Linked DNA regions of Mus musculus: region 1 is linked to region 2. A link is a loop called in an ENCODE intact Hi-C map of the cell type or tissue named here. Cell type or tissue: gastrocnemius. All regions are shown on one strand. Links, peaks and the distances in the headings refer to the core of each region. The heading gives the core; the rest is flanking DNA. Region 1 has its middle 61 kb from the start of Ccdc167. Region 2 overlaps Ccdc167 (coiled-coil domain containing 167).

Region 1 (8,325 bases), core at 127-8,126, 68 kb before region 2:
TCAACGACCATGGTCCCGCCAAAGTTCATAAACCAATGATTTTATTGGGCTCCCTTACAGGACAGAGGTGAGGGCTTCCCAAGATTTGCAGTAGATGGAGCCCCCTGCCCCAGCCTTCCCCAGCCGAGGTATGTGAAACCCTCCCTGAGGCCACGTGCAGTTAAGGCAGAGTTGCCTATCAGGGGGCAGGGAGCCTCAGGTGAGGGTCTCTTGCCCCTCGCACTGTTCCATGAGGAGTGTAAACAGCCAGCCCAGATGATCCTTTAAAGGGGGGCACAGCTGAGTCCCCCGTGTGGTGGTTGTTTGACTCAGAGGACAGTCATGCACAACAGGAGGTCAGAGGGAGGCTCTGCAGGCTTGGTTCTCTCCTTCTTTCTGTCTTTATGAGGTTGCGGATCAAACTCAGGTGGTCTGTCAGGGTGGGCACTTCTTAGGCACTGAGCCATCCTGCTGGCCCTAATTTGAATTCTTTCTTTCTTTCTTTCTTTCTTTCTTTCTTTCTTTCTTTCTTTCTTTCTTCCTTCCTTCCTTCCTTCCTTCCTTCCTTCCTTCCTTCCTTCCTTCCTTTCCCTCTTTTTTCTTTCTAAAGATTTTTTTTTATTTTATATATATGATGAGTACTGTATATATTTTATATATATGATGAGTAGCTATCTTCAGACACACCAGAAGAGGGCATCAGATCCCATCACAGATAGTTGTGAGCCACCATGTGGTTGCTAGGATTTGAACTCAGGACCTCTGGAAGAGCAGTCAGTGCTCTTAACCTCTGAGCCATCTCTCCAGCCCCGTTTGATTTCTTGATACAGGGGTCTGTGACAGCTATTTTTGGTTGTCAACTTGACTACACAGATCTGGAGTTAACCAAAACCAAAACCAAAACCAAAACAAAACAAAACCGAAGGGGCACACCTGTGAGGGAATTTTTTTTTTCTTAGTTTGCTTAATTTGCTTAATTTTGTTTAATTGGAAGATCCACTTCTAATTCAGATCTTTGAGGCGGGAAGACACAGGTTTTTGTTTTGTTTGTTTGTTTGGTTGGTTTGGTTTGGTTTTTTTGGTTTTTCGAGACAGGGTTTCTCTGTATAGCCCTGGCTGTCCTGGAACTCACTTTGTAGACCAGGCTGGCCTTGAACTCAGAAATCCGCCTGCCTCTGCCTCCCAAGTGCTGGGATTAACGGTGTGTGCCACCACACCCGGCGGGAAGACACAGTTTTAACCCAGATCTTTTGAGCTGGGAAAATGTTCCTCTAATCTGGGCCACACCTTCTGCTGGAAACTCACATAAGGACATAGAAGAAGGAAGCTTTGGTCTTGGCTTGCTCTCGCTGGTCCACTTCTTCGCTGGCATTAGAGCAACTTCTTCAGGCCTCCAGTGTAGACAGAAGGCCAGCGGAGACAGCCAGCATCATAGACTGAACAACTACGGGATCCTTGGACTTTCTGTTCTCAGCCAGCCATTGTTGGATTCGCTGGACCACAGCCTGTAAATCATCCCAGTGAATCCCCTTTCTATGGATATAGAGAGATTCGTTTTATACCCTCTTTTTACTCTGGAACATTGACTACTAATACAAGGTTTCCTGTAGCTCAGATGGGCCTTGAACTTCTGCTGCTGCTTCATCTCAACGTTAGGATTACAGGCGTACGCGTACACCACCATAATGCCATGCAGATGTGTGTTCTGCATCTGTTTCACAAGAATGAGGACGGGATCCAGAGCATCTCGAGGAAACCCCAGCAGGCATGAGGTTAATTTCTAAGTCCACCTAGCTCCAATGCAGGAGTGTCCCCTCAACCCCATAGCCATCCATCCAGGGGCTTCGGGGGAAGGACCACCACTGAAGAGTTCAAGCCGGCTGGTTCTGCTAAGACAAGGCTTGCTCATACCTGAGCTGTCACGTAGGCAATGGATATAGACAGGGACTGTCTAGGCTCGTTTTCTGTTGCTGTAAGTGACTAGGTTATAAAGAACAGAGCCTCCCATTGCATTCTGGGGGCTCTAGTGACTCGGTCCTCTGGGTGATGTGCTTTTTAATCTTCAGCCACGTTGCCTTCTGGTCACAAGATAACGCCATAGCTCCAGGCGATTCACCTGCGTGTAGCTGTATTCCAGACAGAAAGAAGGAGCAGGCTTTGATCCCGGGGTGCACTCTCAAGTCTCAGTGGCTTTCTCTGCAGCTCTTTGGCCTGAAGTGGGTCACATGCCTACTGATGGACCAATTACTAGTCAAGCTAGGCAGCGTTTCCCAGGCACGTTTCATTTCCTGTGAATCTACCCACGTCCCTTAGCCCATGGTTTCTTCCCCAGCAGAGCCCATGGAAGGGGGTACTGCCATCAGGGTCCTGACAGGTCATGACTGCAGCAGGCTTGACACCTTTCCAGGAGGCCAGGCATTGAGATACCCAGCTGAGGTGGCTCCAGACCAGCCTCCTCCAGGGTCCTCCAACTTCTCCAAACTTCCTGTCTCCTAGGCCTGGCAACCTATCTCAGGGCAAGGGCTCGTACCTCAAGCCCTCTGCTGGGCCCCCTTGTTCAAGCTCAGAAGAATTCCCACAGGCCTGTCTCTGTCGAGCTCTCTGCCAGCCTAGGTGCTGTCTTGAGGTAAGGAGGAGCTCTTCTTCCAGTGTGGAGGCCACTGGGGGATGCTGGGGGAGAATGTGCAAGGGCAGTTACGGGAGGGCAAGGGAAATCAGAGAATGAGTGTCCAGATGAGATAAACATGCCATGAACCAAGTTGCTGTGCTTCAAGGGTCTGGGTCTCCCAAGGTTCCTCAGTTGCAACCTAGTCCCTGATGGTATAAGATGAAGCCTTTAGGCCCTGGCTGGGTAGTGAGGGCTCCACCTGTGAATTCTGTCTATGCCCTTAGAAGAGACACTCTGGTTGGACAGGGGATCATGTCTGTGGTCCCAGCACCAGAAGGCTAAGGCAGGAAGACCAAGAGTTAAGGCTCTTCTCACCAGACCCCAGATGTGCTGGTAGCTTGCCCATGCTCTTCCTTGCCTCCAGGGTGGTGGGTGATACATTCCTCCTGGGTATCTATCTACTTGAGGGGTTTCTACTTTAGGATCCCGAAGAGACTAAGACACTGCGTGTGTTCACATTAGAATGGTCATCCTTCAACTCAGGATTAAGATGAAAACTCTCACCAACCATGCATGCCTCCACTTTCTTCATTCCTAAGGTAGACCCAGAAGCCATACCTAGTATGAAGAGAACCCTGGAGGCTAGGGGTTCACTAGAGGCTCTTGGGAGGGGAGGTGCTGTCCTTATCCAGGAACTCAGGCCCACCCGTCTGTTCCCCGCCCCGCCCCCCCCCCCCTGCAAAGGTCCACAGCTGCCTCTGTTTTAGAGAGCTCCCTCAGCCCGCTTGTCCCATGGCCCAATCCTGAGCTCCTGGCAGCCAGTGACAGCCTGATGGGAGGGGTAGAAAGGCCAGTCTCCTGGCCCCGAGGGTCAGTGTCATGTGATGGTCATACTCTCATGTCCTACCTCCTATGGGTCAAGTCTCAGACCTTCCTGGGGACTACCCTGTCTCCTCTTTGACTCCACCTGAAGTCAGTCACCAGCAGTGGCGCCCCACATCAGACTCTGCTGGCAGGGCAATGTGTCAGGATATCACCTAGGGCTTGTCCATGATGAGATCCTGAGGCAGGACCTGGGCATCCCTTCTACCTCCCGGGGCTCCCTGGGCAGCTCTATCACCTTTTGCTGAGCAGACCACGGGGGTCTGTAGAGGCATGAAGCAAGGTCACTGGACCAGTGGAGGATTTCCCCTTTGCTTAATGTGTGTGTGTGTGTGTGTGTGTGTGTGTGTGTGTGTGTGCCTACAGATGGCCAGAAGAAGGCATTGGATCCCCTGGAGCCAGTGTGGGTGCTTGGAGCCAAACTCTGGTCCTTACATGCTCCTTAACCATTGGGCTATCTCAATAGTCCCAATAGTCCTTGAGTTCCTTTCTGTCAGAGGAGGCAGGCTGGTAAACGGAACGACTCCGCACACTCTTAGAAGGATGAGTAGTGGGGGAAGCAGCCAGAGATGAGCCAGAGACAGGAAAGACGAAGTGAGGGCTGGGATGAAGATTTGGAGGCAGAGTGACCACAGGACAGGCACAGAGTAAAAACCTATTTGTCCTGTTCATTTCCCATCTCACCTCCTTCCTGGAAGTCCCGTGCAGTGTGCCACACACAGTAAATGCGTTGCATTTGGGGAGCAAGAGTCTTGCCTGTAGAAGTCCTCAGCACCCCTTCCTCCCATCCAGTCTCCAGTGAGCATGAGCACTAATCACAGAGAGGAGGGGTGGAGCCTTCCAAGGCTGTGCTACCCAGTCTCCAGAGCCTCAGAACAGAGCTTTCCTCTCTCTCCAGTGGGGATTTAATTAGGTGCACTAATTAGACGCTGAGTGTGAGAGACGGAGATGCAGGCGCCTCTGCGCTTGCAAGCTCAGGATGGCTTTGGGGTGGTCATGCATAGGGAGAGCCGCCAAGGGAGGCTTGGCTGTGCTTGGAAGAACAGAACTAGGAACTAGACCTCTACGGTGCTGTTCCTAGCCCTGTCAACGAGGGAGCACACTGTGGAGCACACTCAGACACATTCACACACATACACAATCACACATTTGTCTATGACCAAACGGTCATTCTATTGTCACACACATGTCTATATGTGTACACACGTGCTCTTACATGCGCTCACACCCGATGCGGGATAAGCAGCAGAGTTTCCTAATTTGTGGGGTTTTGTTTGTTTAGTTGCTTTTCCTTGCTTTGGTTTTAAGACAAGATCTCCTGTAGCGAGGCTGACCTCGAACTTGCTGCATAGCCAAGGATGCCCTTTTTTTTGTTTTTGTTTTGTTTTTCTCTGTATAGCCCTGGCTGTCCTGGAACTCACTTTGTAGACCAGGCTGGCCTCGAACTCAGAAATCCACCTGCCTCTGCCTTTATTATGTGCTGGGATTAAAGGCGTGTGCCACCACGCCCGGCCAAGGATGCCCTTAAACTCTGTATCCCTCTTACTCCTCTTCCCAAGGGCTGAGATTACGGGCATGCAGGGCAGCATGACTGTCACGGCTCCATACGTCAGCCCATCTGAACTGTTCTAGAGTCTTCTTTTCAGCTAAATTCAAGGGTCATGCAAAGAGCCCCCAACTCACCCGATACAAACACCAGCCCTTCGCCTCACACAGATCTCTTAGCAACATCTTCTCTAACCTTTTGGCTTTTCCAAAGGGAAAAATCCTCAGAGTAGAGGCCCCAGTCCCCTGCTGTGTGGCCAGAGTGCCAAGGGATAGAAGTATTGGCTAGTGCCACTCTCAGGGGACAAGAAGAGAGAGAGAGAGAGAGAGAGAGAGAGAGAGAGAGAGAGAGACTTGTAAGCCACATACCAGAGTCAGTGTGTAAAATCAACATGAGCTTGGGGGAAATTAAAATAGCTCTCTGAGCGCTGAGTATGGAGGTACACCTTTAATCCTAGCATTCAGGAAGGGGGATGGGTGGCAGATCTCTGTGAGTTCGAGGCTAGCCTGCTCTCCATAGTGAGTTCCAGAACAGCCAGAGCTACCTTGTGAGACTCTGTCTCAAAGGAACAAAGAAGAAAGACCTCTGAGCCTCCATCTGTGTAACAAGTTCAGGCTATGTGGGATACAAGTAAAATCTCACGTTACATTACCATGCAACCTGCTGAGCTCAGGGTCTGGCATGCAGTCCGTGCTCAGTAAGGTTAATCCCACCACAGCCCAGGCAAAGCCAGCTTCCAGAACAGGGTCCTGTCTGGCCTTCGGGCCTGGCTGCCTCTTGCCTGCCTTCCCTGTCTCAGAAGACAACAGGTCATTAGGACAAATTTGATCGAAACGACGCATGGATTAGCATGTGCGAGGCAAAGTCTAATTCTGTTTACTGTTCTGGGGTAGCACACAATTATTACAGGAGCTGGGACAGAGTGTTTTTAATAACATTCCTTGTTAAGATTTAATTACAGGAAATTGCATTTTCTTAATCACTGAAAACTCAACTGGCTAGGAAAAGAATCGTGATAATTTTGTGTGTGGCTTATTAAGTTCTTAGGATATTCTTTCTCTTACATTTTTCTTTTATTATGTGCTGCTGCTAAGTGCTCTTTAACCCTTGGAGTTCCGGATACCCCTGTCTCTCCTACCCCAGGCCCTAAACTCATTTGCAAGCTGGGTGTCAGAATCCAGGAATCAAAGAGAGAGCACACAATATCAGAATCCAGCAGCTGGGGCCGAGAGACCGCCCTCCACTCTTGTACAGAACTAAAGGTTTTTGGGGTTTTTTTTCAAAGATTGATTGATTGATTGATTGATTATTCATATGAGTACACTGCAGCTGTCTTCAGACACACCAGAAGTGGGCATCAGATCCCATCACAGATGGTTGTGAGCCACCATGCTGGGAATTGAACTCAGGACCTTCAGAAGAGCAACCAGTAGTCTTGACTGCTGAGCCATTGATACACGGTATGGTGCACCCGTATCAGACACCTTACAACCGCCTCTAACTCCAGCTCCGAGGGGTCTGATGCCACCTTCTGGCCTTTGCAGGCACGCACGCACGCACGCACGCACGCACGCAGGCACACACAATTTTTTTTTTTAATCCATCTGATCTCAGGCACTAATCCCGGCAGCCCTTCCCCTTTAACAGCTACCAACATTGTCCGTGAGTTTCTGGCTAACAGACTTCCAAGTGTCAGGGTTTCTTACCCGGGGAAGGGAGTTTGCACCAGAGGGGGGGTTGGTGGCCACATGTCCTGCTCTCCTTGGTCTCTGCTTCCTCCCTGCGAGTCAGAAAGTCTGGCTAGGCTTGAACTGTGAAACCTCCCCCATCCTCCGAAATCTATGAAACCCCCCCCACTTCCATCACATGGGCCCTAATATCCTCTCTTTAGCACCCCAAATGCTGTCATCAATCTGCCTGAATGTCCACCGTGTTAATAATTCATCTAATGAATCTGTCTCAGTGTTCTCTTGAGCCCTCATCCCAGTCCTCTCCTGACCCAAGGAAGCACGTTTGGGACAGCAGTAGCATGCTCACTCAGCCTGTAGTATATGGACCTCGCTCTGGCCTTTCTGGGAACCTTGTTCCTTGGCAGGTCCTCCTGCCAGAAGTCTTCGGGAACCCACAGAAATGAGTTTTACATTCATGGGCACGACTTGGAAATCTGGAGCCTACACTGTGTGTCCTGAGACTGAGAGCCCACCTTTGGAACTCTCTGTCCCTTGCCTGCCCTGTCTCTCTGGGGCAGACAGAACCTTGGGGCATTTCCTACTAATTGGCAAGCTAGGAGATTTCCCTCCTGCTTGATTGTGCTCCAGGTGTGGGATTCTGAAATCGGCACAAAGAGAGCTCTATCCCGGGTGCAAGGGCTCTTTCTGCTCCTCTTTCTGCTGCCTCTGTGAGTGTGAGGGACACAGGAAGGGCAGCAGTCAAGAGGAAGCAGGGAGACTAAAGGCATCAAGAACCATAGCCCACTGGTTCCTTCAGGAAACCATGCAGGAGGGATGCTGGCAAGCTAGCCACTGCCTCAGCATCACGAGGAGCAAAGCTTACAAAATCAGTGTGAGACCAAGAGAGACTGGTGATGCCTAAGCAAGAATTCTTTAGCTAAAAGGACTCCTGGCTCTAAATATCTGGATTCCTGTCACTCTGGGTGAGTACGAGCAAGAGTGCGCACACACGTGATGTGAAGGGACCTTTGGCCCCCGTCACAGCTCCATCCCTGTCTCTTGGCCCCATGACCGTCAGATGCATGGGCTACAGCCCCACGCAGCCTGTCTTAGGGTTTTACTGCTGTGACAGACACCATGACCAAGGCAACTCTTTGGAAGACATTTAATTGGGGCTGGCTTACAGGTTCAGAAGTTCAGTCCATTTTCATCAAGGTGGGAGGATGGCAGCATCCAGGTAGGCATGGTGTAAGAGGAGCTGAGAGTTCTACATCTTCATCTGAAGCAGCTAGTGGAAGACTGACTTTCAGGTAGCTAGGATGAGGGTCTTAAGCCCATATGCACAGTGGCACACCCACTCTAACAAGGCCACACCTCCTAATAGTTCCATGCCCTGGGCCAAGCATATACAAACCATCACACAGCCTTCCCTTCAGAAATCATCACCCCTTTGGCAAATAAGCCCCACTTGTATACAGCATAAGGCTCCCTGGCAGCAAATGGCACCTAGTCCTCTTGGGTCTCTGTGTAAGAGAGAAAGAAGAGTCATGAGTCACGGAGACACAGACTAAAGTTCTGAGTGGAAGGGTCTGATCTGACACATCTCTGAGTCTTTCTACTCTCCTCTAAACTTGAACCCC
Region 2 (8,325 bases), core at 63-8,062:
ATGGGAGCAGATCTACCCATTTTGCAGCCTTATGAATGGTAGGGTGCTGGCTAGTTTTTTGTCTGGTTGACACAAACTAGGGTCATCTAAAAAGGACCTTCAAGAAATTGCCTCCATCACATTGGCCTGTGGGCAAATCTGTGGGGCATTTTCTTGAGGAATGATTTGAGGTGAGAGCAGGTGGTCCCGGGTTGTATAAGCAAGCAAGCAGGCTAGCCGGGCATGGTGGCGCACACCTTTAATCCCAGCACTTGGGAGGCAGAGGCAGGTGGATTTCTGAGTTCGAGGCCAGCCTGGTCTACAAAGTGAGTTCCAGGACAGCCAGGGCTACACAGAGAAACTCTGTCTCAGAAAATAAAAAAAAAAATAAATAAATAAATAAAAAAGGAAGCAGGCTGATATATATAAGTACTGGGTTGCCATGGTTGCAAGCCAGTAAGCAGCACCCTCCATGGTCTCCGTATCAGCTCCTGCCTCGAGTTCCCTTCATGATGAACTATAAACCTTGAGTTGAAGTGAGAACTGGAGAGATGGCTCAGCGGTTAAGAGCACTGACTGCTCTTCCAGAGGTCCTGAGTTCAATTCCCAGCAACCACATGGTGGCTCACAACCATCTGTAATGGGATCTGATGCCCTCTTCTGGTGGGTCTGAAGACAGCTATGATTTACTCATATAAATAATATAAATAAATAAATATTTAAGTTGAAATGAATCCTTTCTTCCCCAAGTTGCTTTTGGTCATATTGTTTATCACAGCAACAGAAGAGCAAACCAGAGCTGATCCTGGTACCAAGATCATGGTTACTGCAGTGACAGACCTGACCATGTTGTTTAGGGAGGATTGTGGAGGCATTTAGAACGTGGGGCTGGAAATACCATTAGTGATCAAAGCTTAATGAGCTGTTTGTGGGAGCCTGGAAAAGAACCCAGAGCAGCACAGACCTTGGAGACCTGGCTTGTAACGTTTCAGGGCAAATAGAAGACTCGCTCAGGACTGACCGTAGGCTGGTTTGTATTGAGAACATGTATGTAGCTCTGGTCAGCTGTGACTGAAGAACCTGCTGTGATTTAACAAGAGACCCGCACAGTAGGCAAGCCCTCTAGCACTGAGCTATATCCCCAGCACATTTTACCCCCTCAGTAACACTACGCTCTTACAGATGTTTGCATGGATGTTTTAAATATTGGTAAATATACAGATGTATAAAAACATATATCTTCGGTTTTGTCACTAGGATGACTTTTTGCTGGGATAGTCAAGGTTTTGAAACCTGTAATCCTGGGCCTTCGCAGAGACCTGGCATCTGGCTGTTTCTCCGCTTCCTCTTCTGTTGCCCCCAGCGGGTCTTGAGTATTGAATGTGCACTGATGCTCTGTAGCAGTAGATATTGTCCTCTTATTAAAAGTCTTGCGCTCAGAGCTAGTGAAGTGGTGATTTAATCAAAAATGTTTGTTAATCTGACGAGTGCAATAAAAGCCCACAAGTGAGATCTCAGCACCTGCAAACAGCCCTCGCTTACTTGTTGTAATGAAACAATTACCAAGCAGGTGGCCCTCACTCGAGGGTGGCCACGGGCCAGCTGTGCCAGGTGGTTACCGCTAGGGTAGCCAGACCCCCTTTTAACTCTTCAACTCTGCTTCCTGTGAGACTCAGTCAGGAACAACTGACTATGTGTTAGATTCTGAAGTCACCACCCCAAATTGGACAGGGAAAGTTCGGCCTGGTAGGAAACTTGCTTGCATTTTGAGCTGTGACAGAAGCTGGCCTGCAGCCTTCAGCCACTTGGCCTTAAGATACTAAGTATGAGTCTCGGCTGCCTCCACCTTGCGGCACTCGTGTTTGAACCCAGTGCCTTCTGCATGCTTGGAAGGTGCTCTGCTGCCGAGCTAAGTCCCCAGCCGACATCCTGAAGGAGATAACTGGGCTAGATTTGGTCCTAGTACACAATTCTTGTCCGTTTGGAGAGTTTTGTCTGTCGGGTTTCAGAAGACTGGAGTGTGTGTCTTAACGCACATGGGAATGGTGGCTAGGCTCCTGCCCTGGTTCAGAAGTTCAGTAGCTAGTACTTAATAGCAGGGCTAGTGTTTCTGCATACCCTTAACTGTGTCCATAGTCACAAGACAGCTGCCATATAGCTCAGCCGTCACATTTACCCATAAATCAAGGCTCTTAACTAGCCAAGCATAAACTCCTAGGAGTCTCCCAGATGACATCTGGAACATCTCATTGCCTGGAGCAGAGCTGTGTGTGACCCTGGCTGTCAACAGACTTTTTATCCCAACGTCTGCAGTGCAGGTGAGCTGAGCAGAAGGGCTGGGTGTTGGCCCTGGACTGGCAGCTAACAGTGTCTTCAGTGAGGGATAAAAGCACATGGGAAGCAGTTAGTGTCCCCTGGTTCTCAGCAGACAGACTGAGGACAGGGCAGGTGGAGGCTTTGGGAAAGAAATGGTTTAGCCTGCATTAACTGACCACGGTTAGTCTCGGAGTCCTAGGGTGAGCTGTGTACTAGCTGTGGGAAAGCCCCCAATCTCCTGGGACAGGGTGAGAGGCAGTGTCCTGGCTGGAAGGAAGTACTTACCCAGTTGGCCTAGGTGGCAGAAGGCAGTGTCGATTCCGGCTGGGTGTGGAGTTGGGGTCTCACACTAACTGCTGCCTTGCTGGGAGAGTCTGGCACATGGGCCGTTCAGGGCCTGTTGACCACTAAATGATCCTCACCTGCTCAGGTGGAGGCGACAGGTCGCCATCGGGCAGGTGATTCTCTCGGCAGCCTGCATCTGGCACCGCTCCACTTAACGGAGGTCAGGAGACTAAAACCTCATTACCTAACACTGCTGGATGTCAGCATGTGTGGAGTGGCTGTTTGCCAGCGTCCTAATTAATGAATTCATAAGGCACGGGGCGGATGCCAGCTCTTGAAAAATGCTTTGAGCCTTTCAGCGATGGAGCAGCTTTTGCCAGTTTATCAAAAAATAGATCTGGGGAGAAAGAAAAGAAACCAAACCCCAGATTCCATTTTGGCCTAGAGCAGCTGAAGGCTTAGGGCAAGGTCTGGCCTGCAGAGCGACTTCCAAAGCTGTATAGCTCCTCCCTGTGCTGACCTTGGCAGCTCTACTGGACCACTGCAGCCCTCATACTCACGAGCGGGGTGGGTGGGGTTGCTGTCACTAGCCACCTACGAGATATTGGGAGGCCCACTTTCTTGACCTGCTCTGCCTGGAAGAGAAAGTTTACACCAGGCCTGTTGATTTGGGGGGCTCTGGTGGTTTGCTTTCTTACCGACAGTTCGGAAAGCCTCCTCCACGGAAAAATATCGCTTAACCAATGTCATGGGGATCAGCCATTTAGGTGTGAAGCTGGCTACCTGGAAGATAAGGTACACTGTCCCCTGTGACATGGCTGTGTGACTTGGAGGCCACAGACGGAAAGCCCCAGTGGTATTGCCAGGGACCATCTGGGTAGGCGGTCTATCGCCTTTACCCATTACAGTAAACATCCCGGGGCTCCTGATGTGTGAAAATGAGTGGATTTCTTGGACCAGCTTCCCAGGCAGTGAATTAGAAGAGGAGGAAGCTTTGATGCCCTTTGGGGGATGGAGAGGGTTTACTAGCTAGCCCACACACTTCCTTATCCAAACTCCGACATGTTTTGCGTGCATTTGGGAGGTTACTTTTGACAGCGTGGCAATGTGGGGGAGGGTGTTTGTGAAGGGACAGTCAGCTTAGTATGCAGACAGACGCCAGGCTCCTGGCGCCTCGATCTCCCAGCACATGGACTGCAGGCAGGTCCTTCCAGGCAGCGCATCTGTTGTGTGAAAAGAGACCAAGCACAGCCAGGCACAAGGTCACCCCGAGGAAAGCATCTGTTGAAGCCAGACCAACAGGCTTCTACAGGTTCGGGGGCCATGCTTGACTCTTTTTCTGAATGTCACTAGTCCTTGTTGGTTGTGGTTGTTTGCCATGGTGGTGCTGGAGAAGACTGGAGGTACGTGCACGGACCGGGACCTAATCCCACCACCTTCAGCCATGTAAGCTGCTGATCATCTCTGCTGGGAGTTGGCTCTCTGCACAGTAGTGACAGCCCCTTTGCAAGGTGGATGCAAAGTCAGACTAAATGTGGACAGCTGCCCATCCTAGGGCATGGGGGTGGAATTACCTTCTAGGCTAAAAAGTCACAGCTTTCCGCTGTGGGGTGATGAGGTTAGAGGACACACCTGGATAAGCTGCTTCCTTACTTAAGTCTGCCTGTCTGTAAGACGTGGACGCTGGTTGTCTGCCATCCTCCCCTGTGTGGAGTGTCTAGAACAGAGCCTGGCACCTGGCAGTGCTGCAGATGTGTTCCAGGTGTTGTATCCACCTTTTAGACTCTTGGTTCCCAGTGCTGCTCCTTATGTCCTCATCCAGACTCATGACACCATCTAAGTCCTCAGTACCCAGCCAGCTCCTGGCCAGTCGGGTGGAGCATGCCCCCAGGCAAGTCCTTTCCCACCCTCCTGTCACTGGCTGGCCAGAAGCTCCCAGGAGCCAAGGCCCTTGAGAGGCAGAAACCTCTTCTCAACCTAGAAAACGGAGGGGGTGGGTGGTGTGGCCTTGAACCAAGCGGCAGGGGAACTTCTGCACTTTCCCAGTAGAGCCTGGCCTTCAGGTAGCTGCAGTGGCAGCGCTGCGGGCCAGGCATTGCCTTTCTGACGTCCAGGTGCTCTGTTGAGTGTTATATTCAGTTTTTCACTCTCCTACTGAAGAGCCTGTGGCTCCTGCTGACTCCTGCTTATCAAAGGAATAAAAGCTGCCCATGCTCCTGCCAGCAGCCCTAGAGCTGGCACCCTGTGGGGCCTGACCTGACCTGTGCAGGGGCAGCTGTCTGTGCAAGTGCCACGAGTTCCCGCCTCTGAGGAGCCTATTTGGGGCTTTGATTCCTGGAGGCTCCATCCTCTGAAAAGATGCCTCCTGGGGATTTCAGACAAATTTTACAGTTTCTCTTAACACAGTGGTTTTACAGTGCATAGGACCCCAGGGAGACTTGTCTAAAGCTCTGGGAGTAAGGCTATATTCCTGAGTCAGGGAAGGGCTCTTAGTCTGGCCTGGGGCTGGGCTCTACAGCCCTCACCTGGAGCAGACAGGCTCAGAGCTGTGGGCTGGAGAGGGAAGCCCTTGAGGAGGCGCTGACATCCATTCCAGCGGTTCTGCCCTCCAGCACACTAAGCTTCGCGGCTGGCTTGAGTCCTGCCCAGCTGCAGATATCCAACGGCCTCTGTTCTTACCCAGACTAAGTGCAGGCCTCACAAGAGTAACCATTCCACCCATCTTGAGAGTTGTGCCCTCCCCTCTCCACCTTATCTGCTGCTGCTTCCCTGCCTCCAGACAGGCTTAGCTACTACCTAGTCACTGCTGGGTCACCGCTGGGTCCAGGCTAGTCTCTATAAGACCAAACTGCTCCACGTGGGGGGGGCGGAAGTTCAGTGCCAGAAGTTTGCTAGCTCAGAAACTCCAGCTCCACCCTTGTGTCTCAGTATCTCTGCTCCTTCTACAAGACTGCCAGCCTACTTAGCCACTGGTTCCTCTTCTCTCTGATACCACCTTGTTCCTGGGTGTGAACATGGATGTTTCGTAGTCTACCAGGGGACACCCATTTACCAGGGCCACACTGCCCCCTTTAGTTCCAGGTTAGTCTGAGTAGCCAGCGGCCGCTCTTTCTGCCAGGCAGGTGCTCTGGGTGGTTCGATGGCCTTCCTGGTCCACTGGAATAGCTCCAATCTCTGTTTGAACCACTTTCTGCCACATCCCCATCCTACTGCAGCCTTACTAGCTGCCAGGGCCGCTATGTTGCTGCATTTCCTCAGAGGACTACTGCTTCCCTGGGCCTCGGGGCTCTGCCTGGGGCTCTGCCTGGGGCTCTGTTGGCCTCACCCTTAGGGGTTCCCCCACATCTGGCCTTTGCCACTTGAACCTATCCCAGCATCATCCCCACAAGATTACAGGGGTTGCCAATGTGCCATGTTCTGGGCCAGCTGATGGGCTGACTCAGGGTGGAGGCCCTGCTGTCCCTACTGCCCCTCCGTAGACAAAGGACCAGCCATCTCCTGCCAACAAAGCTCCCTCCCGCTGCTGCCTGCCCATAGCAGCAGGGCTTCTCATGCCACCCTCAACCCCACTGCCCTCATGGTCTTCCTCTCACCACAGAGCCAGTGAGTACCATTCTTTTAACAGCAGCTGGTACTAAACTTCACCTGTGTGACGTGCTCTTCTAAGCTCAACCTTACCCTCACAACTCTGAGATGTTTGTCACCTGAGGCACAAGCAATCTTAAGGAGCCTGTCATTCATTCACAAGTGACAAGTGACCAGTTACAGCTGGAGCCCTGTACTGGCACTTCCCATGATATCCCATTTTTAAGCTTCCAGCTTTCAGTCCAACTGCTGGCCCAGCCCTGACCCTACTCTTCTAGAATCTTCCCGAGACCTGTCTCCTTATTCTGATCCTAAAGCTCATAGCTGTTGGGCCTGGCTTCCTTTGCTTGAGGGCAGGGAGTGACCCAAGGAGAACTATCAGCAGCCATAACCCATGTGCCTGAGAGCCGGCACTCCAACTGGGGACTTTGTGTAAGGTCCATTTTCTGGTCTTTTCTTGCCTTTTTGACCTGTCTTTTGGGTTAAGTCCGTTCTGCAGCCACCTATGTGGCTCCCAGTCACATCTAAAACCAGCATCAGGACCATCCCTGCCTTCCTGCCTCCACAGCCTGCTTCCCAGACCCTCTGCCCCATTACTACAGTTTCTAACTTTGCCTTCTGTAGCTGGTGTCTAGACCCCTTCTAAGGATGAATCTACTGCTTGCTGAAAAGCCTCCTTCAGGCTCAGCACCCAGCCTCCTGCATCCCCCTCCCCCGCAGCCTACAGGCCATTATAAAGAGAACTTACTATTTAGAAGGGAATCAGAACTGTCAGCAGGACATAAATATTCATAGAGGGAGGTCAGAACTGAGTCCCTAAAACCTTGATTTGTGTTCGCCCATTTAAGCCTCATTAAAAAGTGGCAAATGAAAGTGGGGGATATTCAGTGTAACTGCAAATAAATTGGGCTTGTTCAGATAAAGGCCCCTGACTGCCAGCCCCTCAGGCCCTGTCCAGAGCATGATGGCAGAGAAGCCTGGGCATAGCCTCAGCTGTAAGACTGCTCAGCAAGAGCACCTGGCCTTGTTCCGGGGCAATTACCACTTGTTTGGGCACCTGGGCACGTTCCAGAGGCGTTCAGGGATGGAAATCCTTAACCTGATCCCTCCCAGGCCCTGCCCAAAGAGCAGCAGGAGAACTGAACCTGAACTGGACATCTGGAGCAAGCTGCATTAGCTGTGTGCAAGCACAGCTGTTTTCTTGTTTTAGTGAGCCCAAGGTTTTCAGAAGTCAGTAGTTTAAATTCCTATCAGTTTGTCCCTGTCCCCCAGCCCTTCAGTCCATCCACACTGAGGTGCCACTCACTCTAGCCACAAATAGGAAGACTGCAGACCTGGCCTTTTGGGCACAGAGGTGGCAGGTGGCCTAAGAAACTGAGGCCTCAAGCATTCTTGGGGCCAGGTATTCATGGCGGCTAGAAGTATCTATATTAGACTGTTTCCCTAAGCCTGGCTCTCCTGCGTTTACCTCCCTACAGTGCAGTTCAAAGGCGGCTGTGGCTTCTCTGGGGACCACTGGCTGAGGCTGGTATTCATCAGCAGAGAGATGGTAAAGTTAACCATGAGGTAACCTGGACGCTCTGCAGTTTGTTCCACGCAGAGAGCCCTCCTGACCCCATTGCAGGAAAGGAGCTGACCCAGGGTTGTCTGAGATGGCTGCTGGCCAGGGAAGAAGGCAGGGGCCCAGACACTTAACTTTCCTGATTCACAGCCCCAGACTAGTGGCCTCGGACATTCAGACTCTGAGCAGCCTGCTTAGAAGGTTAGAGTCTTCCAGGGGTAGCTCCAATAAGGAGCGGGGCTGAGACCGACAGAAGGGCCTGTGACTCCTCAGAAAAAAGATTTCATCTAGGGAACCCTATCCTTCCATTTGCTGTCTCTCCTGGGGGTGTGGGTGAAGTCGGAGATGGAAAAAGAGTGTTACAGGGACCTAAGGAGCCTTCAACACATCCAGCTGCCAAAAAGCAAGGTGCTAGCCAGCCAGCCTAGACCCAGCCAGAGACCACTTTAGACACTTGGAGACCAAGTGAAGGCCAGGCGCATGACATGGCACACAGGTGTGGATAGTCATTTTCCCACAGCTTGGGTATTTTCTGAGATCACAGCTCTGAACTGACCGAGAAAACGGGAGAAGATACGTCTGGCAGCTCTCCAGCTTCC

Evidence for each region. Peaks named below come from ENCODE experiments on the same cell type or tissue, not always from the same donor. Only the 100,000 strongest peaks of a DNase experiment are listed, where the experiment ranks them.
Region 1: it touches region 2 in a loop (2.5-fold over the local background); 11 of 42 quality-filtered maps call a loop at or near these places.

What each region holds. Positions count from the first base shown.
Region 1 is chr17:29,774,250-29,782,574 of GRCm38, reverse strand. No RefSeq gene overlaps it. Among named protein-coding and RNA genes, the nearest start is that of Ccdc167, 61 kb to the right of the region's middle. In gastrocnemius, for the core only: no CTCF peak of the experiment used is centred there; no DNase peak of the experiment used is centred there.
Region 2 is chr17:29,706,068-29,714,392 of GRCm38, reverse strand. The region is part of intron 1 of Ccdc167 (coiled-coil domain containing 167); the gene reads left to right. Among named protein-coding and RNA genes, the nearest start is that of Ccdc167, 6.8 kb to the left of the region's middle. In gastrocnemius, for the core only: no CTCF peak of the experiment used is centred there; DNase peaks (open chromatin) are centred at 3,476, 3,765, 5,991, 7,188 and 2 more places.